Linked DNA regions of Homo sapiens: region 1 is linked to region 2. A link is an interaction called in ENCODE POLR2A ChIA-PET data of the cell type or tissue named here. Cell type or tissue: GM12878. All regions are shown on one strand. Links, peaks and the distances in the headings refer to the core of each region. The heading gives the core; the rest is flanking DNA. Region 1 overlaps RABGAP1L (RAB GTPase activating protein 1 like). Region 2 overlaps RABGAP1L (RAB GTPase activating protein 1 like).

The links. Peaks named below come from ENCODE experiments on the same cell type or tissue, not always from the same donor. Only the 100,000 strongest peaks of a DNase experiment are listed, where the experiment ranks them.
Region 1: POLR2A ChIA-PET joins it to region 2 with 5 read pairs; 3 of 35 experiments call an interaction of 5 or more read pairs at or near these places.

Annotation. Positions count from the first base shown.
Region 1 is chr1:174,919,866-174,922,792 of GRCh38, reverse strand. The region is part of intron 19 of RABGAP1L (RAB GTPase activating protein 1 like); the gene reads right to left. It also overlaps the pseudogene RPS26P12. Among named protein-coding and RNA genes, the nearest start is that of RABGAP1L-AS1, 33 kb to the left of the region's middle. In GM12878, for the core only: no CTCF peak of the experiment used is centred there; no DNase peak of the experiment used is centred there.
Region 2 is chr1:174,813,826-174,816,752 of GRCh38, reverse strand. The region is part of intron 19 of RABGAP1L (RAB GTPase activating protein 1 like); the gene reads right to left. Among named protein-coding and RNA genes, the nearest start is that of RABGAP1L-AS1, 140 kb to the left of the region's middle. In GM12878, for the core only: no CTCF peak of the experiment used is centred there; DNase peaks (open chromatin) are centred at 1,149 and 1,489; H3K4me3 peaks cover 1,000 bases; H3K27ac peaks cover 1,167 bases.

The sequences.
Region 1 (2,927 bases), core at 339-2,838, 110 kb before region 2:
AGGGATTTGAACTAAGACAGAGCCCACACTTTTAACCACTACATTGAATTTCTTCACCAGAAAATGAAAAGTTTTAGTATACTTGAGATGTGAATATGCATGAGTTCCAGTTTTGGAAATAATGTTATCATTGCTCTTTCAGATAGAGGAGACCATGAATATCTCACAAAATGATCAAAGGCCTGGTCCTTATTCAGAAACATTTCTCTTCCAATACATTGATAGGTTATGTTCTTAAGCCCCAGGGTGAGAAAACAGTGCTGCGAGAGAGAGCCACTGTCTAAGGAACATGTCAGGAAAGAAGACTGTGGTTTTAAAAATTGAAAGGCAGCTCTTCAGTCCTTGCTTCCAAGATGACAAATAAAGAAGGAACAATGGTCATGCCAAAAAGAGCTGCAGCCACATGCTGTCTATTTGCTGCATAAACTGCGCCTGATGCGTGCCCAAGGACAAGGCCATTTTAAGAAGTTCATCATTTGAAACATAGTAGAGGCTACAGCTGTCAGGGATTATTTCTGGAGTGTCTTTGATGTCTATGCGCTTCCCAAGATGTATGTAAAACTGCGTTACTGTGTGAGTGGTGCCACCCATAGCAAGGTAGACAGGAATTGTTCTTATGAAGCTGGGAATGACTAAACACCCATTTTTAGGCCTCCGGGTGCTGCCCTACAACCACTACCAAGCCTGTGTAAGAAGCTGAGTTTTTAAGGACTGAAGAAAAGCTATCTTCTGGAGAAAAATAAAATGGAAATTATACTTAAAAAAATTGAAGGGCAGAGTGAATGTATCAAAACAGCATCCCCCATATTGATTTCAATAGTGTTTCAAAAGTGGAGTTTAGAGGGAAACTGTACACAAAATACCTAAATCTGAAAATTACAATTCAGTTTAATAGCATTTAGTGCTCACCTACAAATGCATTCATTACATTTTACTAACTAAAGAGGATTCAAAAATGTGCATCTTTAGGAAGCTCATTATTAGGGAGGCAAGATTTATATATATAACACAAGACAAAAAATTCAAACATGACAGACCATAATAAATAAATACATGGTTCAGAAGGTAAATGCTACATGATAAAGTTCAATTTTTGGCATATTTAGACAGTTCGTTAGCAGCTGATAACTAGCTTTATAAAACCAGAGATTTCCACATTGATTTCCGGATTACTTTGAAACAATTGTAATTAATCTTGATCTTTGCAGAAAATAAACTCCTTAGGGGCTATTAATTGATGCTCACATCTCAAAAGAGGGAAGAACTCTAATTTTATCCTATAGGAAAGAGTATGCCCATGTGGAGGTATTTTTACCTTGAAGAATTGTACACCTTTATTATATGTCTCAGCATGTGATAATGGTAAGAAAGTTTGTAGGTCTATAAAAAACAAATGTATCTGTCCACAATATCTTTGTAAGAGAGAGGGCAATGGGAAGGACAGCACTAAAGTAGGCTGATTAAAACAGGTTTAAAAAAACAAAACAAAACCCAGGTATGCACATTAGTAATGTGCTATTAGTGACGTTATTAGTTCGCTAGGGCTGCCATAACAAAGTACCACAGACTGGGCCGGGCGCAGTGGCTCATGCCTGTAATCCCAGCACACTGGGAGGCCGCGGCAGGTGGATCACAAGGTCAGGAGTTTGAGACCAGCCTGGCCAACATGGTAAAACCCCGTTTCTACTAAAAAAATACAAAAATTAGCTGGGCATGGTGGCATGTGCCTGTAATCCCAGCCACTTAGGAAGCTGAGGCAGGAGAATTGCTTGAACCCGGGAGGCGGAGGCTGCAGTGAGCCAAGATCGCTCCACTGTACTCCAGCCTGGGCGACAGAGCAAGACTCCGTCTCAAACAACAACAAAAAAACAAAGTACCACAGACTGAAGGGCTTAACCAATAGAAATTTCTTTCCTAACAGTTTTGGAGGCTAGAAATCCAAGATAAAGGTTGTTGGCAATGGTTGTATCTTCTGAGGGCTCAATTCGTGGCTTGTAGATGGCCATCTTCTCCCTGTATCCTCACATGATCTTTCCTTTGTGTGTGTCTGTGTCCAAATTTCCTCTTCTTACAAGGACACTAATCATATTGGATTAGAACCTTCCCCAATGACCTCCTTTTACCTTAATTACCACTTTAAAGACCCTACCTCTAAATATAGTCATATTCTGAGATGCTGACTATACTCCAAATATAGTCATATTCAACATATGAATTAGGGATGCGGTAAAGACAATTCAACTCGTAACAGTAGTTGATATGGTTTGGCTGCATCCCCATCCAAGTCTCATCTTCAGTTGTAACTCCCACTTGAATTGTAATTCCCATGTGTTGTGAGAGGAACCTGGTCAGAGGTGACTGAATTATGGAGGTGAATCTTTCCTGCACTGTTCTCCTGATAGTGAATGAGTCTTACAAGTTCTAATGGTTTTAAAAATGGGAGTTTCCCTGCACCAGCTCTCTCTTTGCCTGCTGCCATCCATGTAAGACATGACTTGCTCCTCCTTGCCTTCTGCCACGATTGTGAGGCTTCCCCAGCCAGGTAGAACTGTGACTTCTCCATTAAACCTCTTGCCTTTGCAAACTGCCCAGTCTCAGGTATGTCTTTATTAGCATGTGAAAATGGACTAATACAGTAGTTAGGCCACTAACATTGGAGTTAGATCTGTTTTGAGTCACAGTTCAGCCACTTAGCATTATGACCTGGACAAGATGCTTAACTTCTCTAAGCCTTGGTTTCTGCATAAGGCTGTTGTGAAGAATAAATCACATTATAATCCACAAAAGTGCTTATGGTCCAATGCCAAGCATATAGTATACACCCAATAAATGCCAGTTTTAAGTTCCTGGTGACCCCAAATAAACTTTTATAACTCTACTTACCTAATACTTAACACTTTTCATCAATTTGGTTTGAATAATTCTTT
Region 2 (2,927 bases), core at 216-2,715:
TCAAAAAAAAAAAAAAAAGACTTGTTTCTTAGCCTTTGGAGAATAATTCTCAGGAAAAGTTTACATGGCCATAGAGCTAAGCTACATATGCACCTATTTGAGCTGTAAGGAGGCATAAAATACTGAATCATAAATCATAAACCAATCAAATACCTGACAGTTTCTGACCAACAGGAATGGTAATTTCATCAATTCAACCTGATACAATATAAATGGTATTGAATAAAAATATGTAGAAAAACAGGTAATCAGATCAAGAATTATAAAGATTATGTGTATATGCACTTAATAAAGCTATATATTACGAGGCCTGGTGTGGTGGCTCACGCCTGTAATCCTAACACTTTGGGTGGCCAAGGGGGGTGGATAACCTGAGGTCGGGAGTATGAGACTAGCCTGATGGAGAAACCCCATCTCTACTAAAAATAGAACATTATCTGGGCGTGGTGGTGCATGCCTATAATCCCAGCTACTCGGGAGGCTGAAGCAGGAGAATTGCTTGAATCCGGGAGGCGGAGGTTGCAGTGAGCTGAGATGGCACCATTGCACTCCAGCCTGGGCAACAAGAGCAAAACTCTATCTCAAAAAAAAAAAAAAAAAAAAAAGCTATGTATTATGTTACTAAGAAAAACAAAATGCTCATATGTTCATACAAAGAAATTCAAATTTCTGGTAATTCAGAGTCTCTGAAGCCAAAATCCAAGTTTAAGAAGCTCTGCAATGGCAGCATTTTTAACTATAAGGCAAAAATCAAAGTATGATATTTAATAAAAACTGACTCCCTGGGAAAATACAGGATATTCATATTAGGCACTTTAAACATCTTTTATTTAGGTCTTGATTTCAATATTAAAAGTAACCAAATGACTGTTCAAAGTAAAGCCTGATGGGTCAATATGTTTTCTGATTTTGGCCTAGTTGAAACCATAGGAACAGAAGGGTATTAGAATAACTTGGAGTCACATTAGTTAAATTACCAGTTTAGAAGCTATTGAAAATGTTCCTGATATTTAATGTCATACAAGTTTTGGAAAAATAAAATTATTTATCCAATCTAATGTGCTTTATTAACAAATCTTGTTGGTACACTCACAGAAATAAACCACATACAGAGCTAACAAGTTATTTTTTGCTTGCAACTGCTGCATCTATTTTAAAGCCAGTTTCAGTTTCACTGAAATCACTGGTTACAGTTCCTTAAAATTAAAGGAAAGTGATTATTTTGGGGGGTAATTAAATGGGAACATGTCCATTCAAAAAAGACACAACTATATACAACACCAACTTTGAAAATAATTTAAAAATGTTTAAAACTTGATTACTTTTGGCAGAAATTCTATCTTTAATCTTAAATAGGCTATGGATAAGGAGTTAAACTTTCTTGCCTATTCCATGCCTGCAGTCACCTTTGTCCATGAATGCTTTGTCTAACACATAAGTCTCAGTCTATAAGTCCATCATCTCCTAAAATTTCCAACTGCCAGCACAAGCTGCTGTAATGATGGCATGATGACTCACATCCTTACCTACACATGCACTTCCATTATTCATTGTAACACCTCGTCATCTACAGCCTCTCATGGGTTGTGGCAGATCAGAGTGGGGAACGGGGAGGTGGTAGGAACAGTGGGATAGGTCTTAGTGTTTTTTCAAAACTACAAGCTATTGTAAAATCGATTTAGTGGGTTGTGGTCAGCCTTTTGGTTTGGGGATTTTCTTGGGATCCGGGGAGAAGTTTAAAATACAATACAATACAATACAATAGGTTGGGCAATGGTGGCTCACACCTGTAATCCCAGCACTTTGGGAAGCTGAGACGGACGGATTACTTGGGGTCAGGAGTTCGAGACCAGCCTGGCCAACATGGTGAAACCCTGTCTCTACTAAAAATACAAAAATAGCCAGGCGTGGTGGCACATGACTGTAGTCCCAGCTACTCAGGAGGCTGAGGCAGGAGAATTGCTTGAACCTGGGAGGTTGCAGTGAGCAGAGATTGTGCCACTGCACTCCAGCCTGGGCAACAGAATGAGACTCCATTTCAAAAAAAAAAAAGGAAATACAATACAATAGAACAAAAAACATCAGAGTGCCTCAGTGTAAGGGTAAGTATCTCTTCAGTTATGTGTATGTAAGTACGTACATATAGTCATGGTCTTGACATAAAAGCAACCAAAATATAGGTCTTGGTTTAAAAACAATTTTAGACCTTTGGATTGGAGACCTACATTCTAGTCCCAGCACAATCCCAGCCCAATACTGGATGACTTATGTCTTCCTTCTTTCAGTTTCACCTCACATCTGCCTCACAATCATTCACTCTACAATTATATGTTATAAATGAAATGGTGTCCCGTGGATACCGTCTTAAATATCCAAGAAAAAGGCATTCTCCTTAGATAATGCAAAGAAAACCCCACAAAAAACTATTAAAACTTTACAAATTATTAAATTATTAAAAATTTTAAATTATTGAAATCTTATTAAAAGCTTTAAAAATATTCATATTTACCTATTCATGTCCAAAAAATTTATTCTGGTTGTACCCAGCACTTCCCTTCCAGGAGCAGTCCATTTGGATTATATTTTGAACTTGTTTTCTAACATTTTACGCTTCTCCATCTCTCAGATCCCATGTTTCTGGATTGATAATAACTAGCCACCTCCAGGAACTTCATAAATTATATTGGAGAAAAAAATTTTCCCTATACATTTCATGTTTTTCAATTGTTTTCCTGGGTTTCTTTTGTCCTCAGTGACTTGGCAATCCTCTGAGATTTCCCTTGAAAACCTTTAACTTTTCACCTTACCTGTACCTCTTATTTCTCTACTCTTTTATTCTTAGAAATAAATATTTTATTTTAAAGGATGCCTACAACATTGACCCAATTTACAATACTTCTCTCTGGCATCTCCGAAACAATCAGTTG